Linked DNA regions of Mus musculus: region 1 is linked to region 2. A link is a loop called in an ENCODE intact Hi-C map of the cell type or tissue named here. Cell type or tissue: left cerebral cortex. All regions are shown on one strand. Links, peaks and the distances in the headings refer to the core of each region. The heading gives the core; the rest is flanking DNA.

Evidence for each region. Peaks named below come from ENCODE experiments on the same cell type or tissue, not always from the same donor. Only the 100,000 strongest peaks of a DNase experiment are listed, where the experiment ranks them.
Region 1: it touches region 2 in a loop (5-fold over the local background); 2 of 42 quality-filtered maps call a loop at or near these places.

What each region holds. Positions count from the first base shown.
Region 1 is chr16:91,333,369-91,336,284 of GRCm38, forward strand. No RefSeq gene overlaps it. Among named protein-coding and RNA genes, the nearest start is that of Ifnar2, 38 kb to the right of the region's middle. In left cerebral cortex, for the core only: no CTCF peak of the experiment used is centred there; no DNase peak of the experiment used is centred there.
Region 2 is chr16:90,308,513-90,311,428 of GRCm38, forward strand. No RefSeq gene overlaps it. Among named protein-coding and RNA genes, the nearest start is that of Scaf4, 25 kb to the left of the region's middle. In left cerebral cortex, for the core only: a CTCF peak has its summit at 2,743 (motif pointing left); a DNase peak (open chromatin) is centred at 1,523.

The DNA.
Region 1 (2,916 bases), core at 300-2,799, 1.0 Mb after region 2:
ATAACGTAGTCATGACTTTCTACAGTTATGAATGAACCAGACCACACACACACACACACACACACACACATACACACACACACACACACACACACACATACACACACACACACACACACACACACACACACACACACACACACACACCAGAGCTTCCAGAGACTAAACCACCAACCAAAGAGTATACATGGAGGGACCCACGGCTCCAGCTGCATATGTAGCAGAGGATGGTCATATCTGGCATCAGTGAGAGGAGAGGCCCTTGATCCTGTGGAGGTTTGATGTCCCAGCAAGAGGGGTGAGGTGGGAGTGCAGGGGAGCACCCTCTTAGAGACAAAGGGGAGGGCAGATGGGATGGGAGGTTTGCAGAGGGGAGACCAGGAAGGAGGACATTTGAAATATAAATAAATAAAATAACCAATAAAAAAATTTTTTTAAAAAAGAAAAGAAAAAAATGACTGAACCAGAACAAGAGTCAGCCCCCTCTCCTGTTTTGCAAGCAGCTATTTCACTTCCCACCCCCACACCATGTTTAAAGCAACATAAAGCCCTTACGAGAGCTGTCCAACTGACCTTGAACTTCTCAGCCAAAAGCAACTCCTCTTCTTTATCAGTTACCTAATCTCAGATGCTCTGCTATAGCAACAAAAACAAAGAAATGACCTTTCTCATGTATTTCCATTTACTTCTCTGAGTTATTCAATCAAAATGACAGAGTAGAATATTCTCAAACAACTGCGGCCATCCATGGTTTAACCCATGCAAACTTCCCTGCCCGAGTTCAAGACTAAAACCAGACACTGTACCCGTCATTCCTTGCAGCTCACCAGACATTTGTAGTCCCCACTGCTCATCCAGAAAGAGTTGGAAGGAACTGCTGTGAATTTTACAGAAGTCACTGTGCTGTGACAAAGTTCACGGCTCTCTGCACCACCTGCCTCTGATTCCCACCAGAAGCCATCATTCCTGATTAAAGCAAACACTGTCAATTCGGCCACAGCCCCAGGACGTTCTGGTCCCCTCTGAAAACATTGCCAAACAGCTCCCTGATTGGGTCACGTTAGGTCACAGTATCCACGGGTGGACAAAATGTAGTAAAAATTTTATGGGCCACTTGAGACCTATTGGATCGGCAAGGAACAAGCTAGGTCCAAAAAAGAGCGCAGTTGGATCCAAGTCTTTTCAGAAAGTAGTCACATATGGAAACTTCCCCAAGACTTCTCTGGCCCCTCAGCAGCCGGTGCCTCCACCCCATCACTCTTCTTGTCAGCCCGGCCAGTGCTGCTATTCTCTTTCAGCTCCTGTGAACAAAGAAAATGTCAGAGCCGGGTCTCTCCCTTTTGTTGCAATTCCAGAGAGCTCTTCAGGGAAGAGGGTGGAGTTGGGGGTGGGGGCCTATGGCCTGTCCAGAGGGCATTATCTCTGCCAAATGTCTATAGGTCTCCAGCAGAGCTGGCTTAACTATGAGGAGTGGTATCTCTGTACATTTGTATGTGTGTGTGCAGGACATACAGGCATACACACAGGTCCCACCAGGGAGGGCCCTGAGCACCCTGCACATTTAGATCTGTTCTTGCTGGTGGTGCTGGGGAGCCACTGAGGATCTCCAGTAAGAGAGGAAACCATCCTCAGCTCTGTGGGGCTGCTGGATCAACACTAACATCCAAGAATTATAAGAGTCCCGAGGACCCATCGGAATCCTTGAGGGTTCCACTCCCCTGGGGGATCCCTGGGGAGGTTTCAGTTCAGAAACCACAAATGCAGATTCCTGGTTAGTTTTGTTATAGGCTAGACTCTTGGGAGATTTTTCATAGCCTCAGTTTCCCCATCAATAAAATGGGAAGAAAGGTTTGTTATGCCTATACCCACACACCAGCCAATGTTGTTAAGCAATAGCAAAAAGAGCAGTACTTTCTGGCTTATCCCTCAAAATCACTTGGCAGGCTTCTGAAGAGAGAACTCTCAGCTCTCAGGGCATGAAGGAAAACATCCTTGAGAGCGGTCATAAGAAAGGCAGCCCCTCTCACCACTGACACACTCACCGCTGAGTAACTTCCTTTGCTTTTCTTTATCCAGGGAGATTCTCACTTAGCCCAGGCTGGACCTTAGTCCACTATGTATCTAAGAATGGCTTGTAATTTCTGATCCTCCTGCCTCCACTTCCTAAGTGCTGTGCATCATAGGCATGGACCACCAGAAACCTTCTGTTTAGGATGTGGTATATATGGTATCCATAGGGTCGTGAATAATTATACATAACATATAACTATTCACATACATGATTACTTATATGTATGGATATGGTATGCTAATATAGACCCATGTGTAATCCCCAAAGGCGGATGCAGGCATGTCTTCCATCATAGCTGATCTTCTATAATCCATTCTTCTTCCATCGAGAGAGGAGTCTGTGCCCATCCGCCTTGAGTTTAGGCAGACTTTTAACTCCCCTGCAACCAACAGTCTAAGATGGGAGTGAGTTGCAGGACTCTGGGAGCAAAACCATAAAAGGTTATGCAGCTTCCACACTGGCCTCTGGCACACTTGTACAGACCCAGAAAACCAATGCCCTGAAAGGTCTGAGAGGCTGCTGTGCAGTCAGGAAGCCGTCGTGACCAGGCTTGTGTCAGCTTGGAAGAGAGTACCGCAGTTGAGAAAAATGTCCCCACCATATTGGCCTGCAGACAAGCCTGGGGCCATTTTTTGGTTGATGATTGATGTGGGAGACAAAGCTCACCGTGGGCAGGGCTTTACTCGAACAGGACAGTACTCAGGCCGTTCTGGGGGTTGTAAGGAAGCAGACTGAGCAAGCCATGGGAAACAAGTTAGTAAGTGATGCCCCTCCACGTCTCTGCTTCAGTTCCTGCCTCCTGGTCCCTGCCCTGAGTTCCAGTCCTAGCTTCCCCCGGGGACAGA
Region 2 (2,916 bases), core at 329-2,828:
CTAGACAACCTTCCTCTTTTCTCATCCCATCCTCTCAATATTGTTTGTTGCTTTCCTTGTCATTGCAGTGACATTATCTGGGACCCGGTGTCTGTGCATGGGTTGTAAGAGGTCCTTTGACAGCTTTTCTTCATCCTTCAGGTGCCTTTTGGGGCATCCTTGGAGCTCAGATCTGATCACACAACTAACTCAGCATCCAGTTACAGAGTCTTTAGGGGGCCCCACTGCCAGCCCAGCCCCGAACTCTGTGAATTCCTAACCTCTCAGGTATACCCTCTGCTGTCTCTTCTCTCTCCATTTACCAAGAAAAAGAGTAAGTGTTAAACGTCAAAGCACCTGATTTCTTCCACTCAACGCTGCTTTCTTGAAAAATATAGGATTTGCTGCCATTTTCTTTTCTTTTTTTTTTTTTTTTCCCTCGCCCCCCCCCCCCCCCACTCCTCTACCCACCGACTGCCACTTTTGGGCCCTGGCATTCCCCTGTACTGGGGCATATAAACTTTGCATGTCCAATGGGCCTCTCTTTCCAGTGATGGCTGACTAGGCCAACTTTTGATACATATGCAGCTAGAGTCAAGAGCTCCAGGATACTGGTTAGTTCATAATGTTGTTCCACCTATAGGGTTGCAGATCCCTTTAGCTCCTTGGGTACTTTCTCTAGCTCCTCCATTGGGGGCCCTGTGATCTATCCAATAGCTGACTGTGAGCATCCACTTCTATGTTTGCTAGGCCCCGGCATAGTCTCACAAGAGACAGCTATATCAGGGTCCTTTCTTGCTGCCATTTTCTGAGTCACAGGTTGTAGGCAAGACCTCACAGATTATAAAAACCAAATGGAGTGTAGACTCGGACCCAGAACTTTATTTTTGAAATCTGCATCTACTTTTTTTAAAAAAAGTATTTGAAGAGTAATTTCTTTTTTTAAAAAAAATTATTTATTTTTATCTTATGTACATTGGTAATTTGACTACATGTATGTCTGTGAGGGGTCGGCTCCCCTAGAACAGGAGTTAAAGACAGTTGAGAGCTGCCATGGGGGGCTGGGAATTGAACCCAGGTCTTCTGGTAGAGCAGCCAGTGCTCTTAACTGCTGAGCCATCTCTCCAGCCCCAAAGAGTAATTTCTTAAATAACAACAAAGGAATTCCAAATTTACTTGGAGATGACCATATTTATCTTGTTACATTAAATATTTCAACCCTGTGCACTGGTGAGCTGTCTTGTATTAACATCATGTAGAGAAGACGAAGAGCCAGTTTCACTGGTAACTGAGAACCAAAAATGTAGTCTTTCTAAGCGGTTTAACCTACTAACTGTGTCTATAGATGGCTGTTTTCTTAGAAAGTATATTCCTTCTCTTTTTGCTGAGGTCTGGTCTGTTGCTATGTATTGTAATGCTAAATTCTGTATTCCAAGGTCTAGTTGCCTCAAGAGGAGTGAATTCTCCAGTATGGCAGCTTTTGTTGTGCAAACCTCGTTCCTTCTTTTAAACTGGTGTTTGAATAAAGATGCCTACAACTTGTAGCTAGGTGGAAGAGAGGTGGGCGGGGCTTCAGTTCCAGAGCTTGGAGTCTGAGTCAGAGACAAAGAGGGAGAGAGGAAGAAGACAGAACAAGGCACCATGGGGTAGGTAGATTGTGAATACATGCCCCCCCCCCCCCCAAGACTGGCCTGATGGAGTAGGAGTGGCTCAGATGGAACATGGCAAGTGATATCTTGGGATTACTGACAGAGAAGTAGGCAAAACAGCATAGGGGGTTGATATCTGCCCAGTTTTGCTACTTTAAGGCTTATTATAAACATAAAGGTTTGGGTCTTTTATTTGGGAACTAGATGATTAAAGGTGGGGTAGAAACCCCCCAAATAATATTTACTGCAATATTTCCATTCCTGAGATGGTATTGCATACACTCGGGCAAGTCAAGGATAATGGCTTGCTAAGAGTTAAGGGAACTAGGAGTAAGTACATTTCTTCCATTTGTGATGCAAGTGATGTAATCCTACAGCCTTTAGCCATGGACCATCTGAGGAAGACTGAGCAAAGGGGAAGGTTGACAGGTGAGCAACTAGGCAGACACCTCAGGAACATAAGCCGTGTTAACCCTGACAGTGACCAGGAAGGATACGACTTAGAGCCAAGTCTTCCATTCAGAAAACCACAGCGCACTAACATTTAAAACTGGGGTCATTTAGGCTTTCCAGCGTTTATTGGGAGTATTCAGGTTGACCTATAGTCAACCAATAGTAAGTCTGAAACCGCAGAGCCCTGCAGCACCTTCAAGACTCTCAGTGTTTACTCCGTGGCTTGGCTCCTCCTTTCTAACCGCGTTTGGGATCCAGCTTATGTCCACTGGGTACACACTGAATTGCTGTCTCTTTGCCAGTGTCCCTCGACATACCAGAGGGGAAAGGGCTGGGTGAGGTTGGGTTTATTTCTGTTCATCCGCTCACTCCCAGGCCCATCCTAGTGACCACACAGGAAGCCAGATGTTAAGTGGTTCTCACACAGAGGCCTTACGATTTTATACATAAGTGAATTTATTTCTAAGGTTTTTCTATTTCAGGGAAATATGTTTTTGGAGAGTATCCCTTAATTTAATGGTACATTCTTTTATGAAGTTTTATCTCATATCTTTTAAAAAGAAGAAAGGCAGGCTGGAGAGGTGGCTCAGCAGTTAAAGAGCACTGACTGCTTTTCTGGAGGTCCTGAGTTCAATTCCCAGGAACCACATGGTGGCTCACAACCATCCATAATGGGATCTGATGCCCCCTTCTGGTGTGTGTGAAGATAGCTACAGTTTACTTGTGTACATAAAATAAATAAATAATTAAAAAAAAAAAAGAAGGCCGGGCGGTGGTGGCGCACGCCTTTAATCCCAGCACTCGGGAGGAAGAGGCAGGAGGATTTCTGAGTTCA